Regions from separate parts of the Homo sapiens genome. Here region 1 is linked to region 2. A link is an interaction called in ENCODE POLR2A ChIA-PET data of the cell type or tissue named here. Cell type or tissue: A673. All regions are shown on one strand. Region 1 has its middle 200 kb from the start of ZPLD1. Region 2 overlaps NXPE3 (neurexophilin and PC-esterase domain family member 3).

What was found. ChIA-PET counts read pairs that join two places held together with the same protein. Peaks named below come from ENCODE experiments on the same cell type or tissue, not always from the same donor. Only the 100,000 strongest peaks of a DNase experiment are listed, where the experiment ranks them.
Region 1: POLR2A ChIA-PET joins it to region 2 with 17 read pairs; 10 of 35 experiments call an interaction of 5 or more read pairs at or near these places.

What each region holds. Positions count from the first base shown.
Region 1 is chr3:102,233,031-102,235,530 of GRCh38, forward strand. No RefSeq gene overlaps it. Among named protein-coding and RNA genes, the nearest start is that of ZPLD1, 200 kb to the right of the region's middle. RefSeq lists an enhancer at 1,172-1,251. In A673, no CTCF peak of the experiment used is centred here; a DNase peak (open chromatin) is centred at 1,051.
Region 2 is chr3:101,791,867-101,794,366 of GRCh38, forward strand. The region is part of intron 4 of NXPE3 (neurexophilin and PC-esterase domain family member 3); the gene reads left to right. Among named protein-coding and RNA genes, the nearest start is that of NXPE3, 14 kb to the left of the region's middle. In A673, no CTCF peak of the experiment used is centred here; no DNase peak of the experiment used is centred here.

The sequences.
Region 1 (2,500 bases), 440 kb after region 2:
GCTCTCTCTCTTCTCTAGCATCTTAGCGCTCTCTTAGATTCCGATATTTTTACTTTTCACCCCACATAATTGTACACACACGGACTTTCCATATTAAGGTCTGTACTTTTTGAGTCTAGGGACAATGTCTTATTCATTTCTGCATTTCCTAGGTCTAGAACCATATCCTTCTCTTATTATATTCTTGATAAGTGTGGGTTTATTATGGGCTGAATTTGGCTCCTTGAATTCATATGGTGAAGCCCTAATCCCAATGTATGTGGAGATGGGACCCTTAAGAAGGTAATTAAGGTTAAATGAGGTCATAAACTTGAGGTCCTAATTCAATAGGACTGGTGTTCTCACAAGAAGTGGCAGAGACACCAGAAGTAGTGCCTGTGCCAAAAGGAAAGACCATGTGAACACACAGAGAAGGTGCTGTCTGCAAGACGAGAGGCCTCATCATATATGAACAATGTTGGTACCTTGCTCTTGGACTTCCAGAACTGTGAGAAGATAAATTTCTGTTGTTTAAGCCACTCAGTCTGTGGCACTTTGTTAAAGCAGCCCAGCCAGACTAATACAGGGTTGAATTGGGCAGATGTGATGGATCATGTCTAGTACATATTTGCCATGAGAGGTCAATATCAATCTCTCTAGGTTTCTTGGCATTGCAGGTCATCTCTAAGTTCATGTGACAAAAATAGATCAGTAAGAAATTGTTCTTAGCTGAGGACTCAAGGCTGATATTAGGTTTGTTTGAATACTAATAAACAGTCAAGTATTTTTTAAAGAAATGCACTCTAAGAGGGGCTTTTGAAATTTTTCCTGCACAAACTCCTGGGATGTGAAGATGACCTAAGGAAAGTTGATGCTGTTAGGGGAAAGAGCAAAAGAAGAATTACTGGGAATCCAAGAGTATGTCCATATATGTCAGGACCCATAGGGTTTTATAGGCTCATGAATCAAGCGTGTGGCATCCTGATTTTGATTTAAGATTATCCACTGGGGAGCAGATTTTCTTTGAACTTTGCTTAAGCCTTCATGAACAAAGAGATCCTTCAGATATGCACTGTGAACTTCCTGATATAGTAACATGGGTCTCTTGGGGATGGTTGTTTCACATAATTTACCACATGCACAGACTGGACACACACCACTGCTCACTGTAGCCCAAACAGTATTTAGAGAGGTGCTGCTAGCAATCTGGCCTTCTGCTTTCAGCTTGGTGGCTGCTCCAAAGTTATTCAGAGAGTTAAGATGGAAAGAAAACCAGAGAATTACAAAGAAAAAAACAAGGATAAGGGGCTTCATTAAGCTACCTCACAAATGATGAATCCCCAAACCAAAAATTAGTAGGAAGTATCAAAGCCGAGTCTTACCTTCACAGTTGCCATAACTTTTTAACTTCTGCTGTGCATTTCTTTATCTGATTTATTTCATCAACTTGGTCAAATTGTGCGTCTGTGTGTGTGTGTGAGAGAGAGAGAGTTGGAGCTCTCTTCTATAATGATGTTTGTGATGTTACTCTCTTTTATTATGAGCATAATGCTTATTTGCATGATTTATCATTTTCAGTATGCTTTCTCAGCTTCTCTATTATTTGCTTCATACATTGGCCACATTAGGTTACTGCAAGGACAGCAATTGTTTTATTTAGTACACTGCTTAATGCTACACAGCCCAGCACTCTCCAAGTTTATCCATCAATGATTCATCCAATGATTATGATAGGTTTAGAGAAATGAAAATTCTGGACATCTTTCAGATAAAAGACCAAACAATTCCATAGGGATGCTTTTATAACATTTGAACTGTAGGGAACTCAGATAATTAAGACAGCACATGGTTTTATACTGGTTCTTTGGTCTTATTTCATGATTTTGTCATTTGTTAAATTTTGCTTTGGTTTTTGACTTTGAGTTTCATCTCTTCTTAAAACAACTGAATGTTATCCATTAGGCCCAGGTGACAAAAGGATGTTTGATCTCTTGTCAATGAGAAATCTCAGAAAACCACAATCTATGTAATTATTTTGTGTGATATGCAGCTGGAAGTTTGAAAAAAAAAAGTTAGTGTCTAACCGTTTCTGTGGTTCCCTGACAATAAGTAGTGGTGATGCTATCAATTTCTTTACCTTAACCTATCTTAGTTCATTGCTTTGGTTGAAATTCAGCCCAAATAGAAAACTGTTTCATTAGGTAGGGTTGTATATCATAATATGTGTATAGGAGACACCACTGATGTGACATAGCCCATCCTTGAAAGTATGAAATAATTTTTCTATGCATTTACAATATATTTTCTGTAAGAAGAGAAGTATGGGAAGGAATAGAAAGTACACTATGAGTTAATTTAGTATTGTCTGTTAATATCGGGGCTATGCTTGAAAGCTTGCAGCTGACACTGAAACCATGAAGTAAAGCAACCATCTTGGTTTATTTTATCAGCAATTAAATACATTTTGTTGCCCAGAATTTGGCTTAATGTTGGAAAAAACCCCCCAAACTAGAGTTAATTG
Region 2 (2,500 bases):
ATGCTTTCCACAATCGTTGAACTAATTTACGCTCACACCAACACTGTATAAGTGTTCCCTTTCCTCTTCAACATTGCCAGCATCTGTTATTTTTTGACTTTTTAATAATAGCTATTCTGACTGGTGTGAGATCTCACTGTGGTTTTGATTTGCATTTCTCTAATGATCAGTGATATTGAGCTCTTTGGCCGCATGTGTGTCTTCTGAGAAGTTTCTGTTCATGTCCTTTGCCCATCTTTTAATGGGGTTGTTTCTTGTAGATTTTGTTTCAGTTCCTCATAGACACTGGATATTAGACCTTTGTCAGATGCATAGTTTGCAAATATTTTCTACCATTCTGCAGGTTGTCTGTTTACTCTATTGATAGTATCTTTTGCTGTGCCAGAGCTCTTAAGTTTAATTAGATCCCAGTTGTCAATTTCTGCTTTTGTTGCAATTGCTTTTGGTGTTTTTGTCATGAAATCTTTGCCCATTCCTATGTCTGGGATGGTATTGCCTAGGTGGTCTTCTAGGGTTTTTACAGTTTTGGATTTTACATTTAAATCTTTAATCCATCTTGAGTTGATTTTTGTATGTAGTGTAAGGAAGGGGTCCAGTTTCAATTTTTTGCATATGGCTAGCCAGTTATTCCAGCACCGTTTATTGAATAGGGAGTCTTTTCCTCATTGCTTGTTTTTGTCACCTTTGTTGAACATCAGATTGGTCATAAATGTGTGGCCTTGTTTCTGGATTCTCTATTCTGTTTTGTTGGTCTCTGTGCCTGTTTTTGTACCAGTACTATTCTGTTTTGGTTACTGTTGCCTTGTAGTATAGTTTGAAGTCAGGTAACATGATGACACCAGCTTTATTCTTTTTGCTTAGGATTGCCTTGGCTATTTGGGCTCTTTTTGGTTGCATATGAATTTTAAAATAGTTTTTTTCTGGTTTTGTGAAGAATGTTGTCAGTAGTTTGCTAGGAATAGCATTGAATCTGTAAATTGCTTTGGGCAGTATAGCCATTTTAATTATATTGATTCTTCTTATTAATGAGCATGGAATGTTCTTCCATTTGTTTGTGTCTTCTCTGATTTATTTGAGTAGTGTTTTGTAATTCTCATTTTAGAGCTCTTTCACCTCCCTTGTTAGCTGTATTCATGAGTATTTTATTCTTTTTGTGGCAACTGTGAATGGGATTGCCTTTCTGATTTGGCTCTCAGTTTGGCTGCTGTTGATGTATAGGAATGCTGGTGATTTTTGTACATTGTTTTTGTATTCTGAAACTTTGCTGAAGTTGTTTATTAACTAGAGGAGCTTTTGGGCTGAGATTATGGGTTTTTCTAAATATAGAATCATGTCGTCTGCAAACAGAGATAGTTTGATTTCCTCTCTTCCTATTTGGATGCCCTTTATTTCTTTCTCTTGCCTGATCCTCTGGCTAGGATTTCCAATGTTGAATATAAGTGGTGAGAGGTGACATGCTTTTCTTGTGCTGGTTTTCACGGGGAATGCTTCCAGCTTTTGCTCATTCATGTTGTCTGTGGTGTTTTTATATTTAAAACAGGTTTCTTCTAGCTAGCATGTAATTGGATCTTGTTTTTTATCTAATCTGACAATCTCTGCCTTTTAGTTGGGGTGCTTAGCCTGTTTACATTTAATATATTTTTTGAAAGCATTATGGTTACATCTACCATTTTGCTGTTTGTTTTTTATTTGTCCCACCTCTTCTCTATTCCCCTTTTTCCTTTTTTTCTGCCTTTTTTTTTTGTATTAATTGACAAGGTCTTTTTTTTTTTTTTTTTTTTTTTTTTTTTATCTGTGCTTTTCCAGTCTGGCTGGTAGGAAGTACTATTCCTGTATAAACTCAGGTTATTGTTTTTATTTTTATTTTTATTTTTGCTTTCAGTAGTTCTCTCCCCAGCCTCCAATAGTTTCTTTATACACATATGCTTATCATCGCTCTGTTGAATACTTGAGTGGGACTGTCTGTAGATCTCCTGAGTTATTTTTCTTCACAGTTGTTTTGCTTTCCTGTGAATTATAATCACCATGGTCTTTAAGACTCTCAGCCTCATCTCCTTGCCTTGGGTGCTTTGCCATGCTCCACCGGGGCTCCTCTTCCTGTGCTGCAGCCTGGAAACTCTCTCAAGACACTAAGCTAAGGACAGTCCTTGGGCTCATCTCGTTTGTTTACTGTCTCTCAGGCATCACTGTGTTTTATTGTCTGATGCCTAGTGTCTGGAAAACCATTGTTTCATGTATTTTGCCTTTTTTTTTTTTCAGTTGTTTCATGTGAGAGGCTAAATCGCATTACTGTTTCTCTATCTTTGCTGGAAGTGGAAGTTTGAGGGACTTGAATTTGTGGGGAAAGAGATTATAGAGAAGCTGAAGGGGGGAGGAGAGGATGAGATCTAGAGCACAGATGGAGCATATAACCTTTTATAGGACAAGGAGCATGAGTATATTGTGAGTATTCTTGTTATTTTATTAACTACATAGGAGGAGCCGTGTTCCTTCCTCTGAC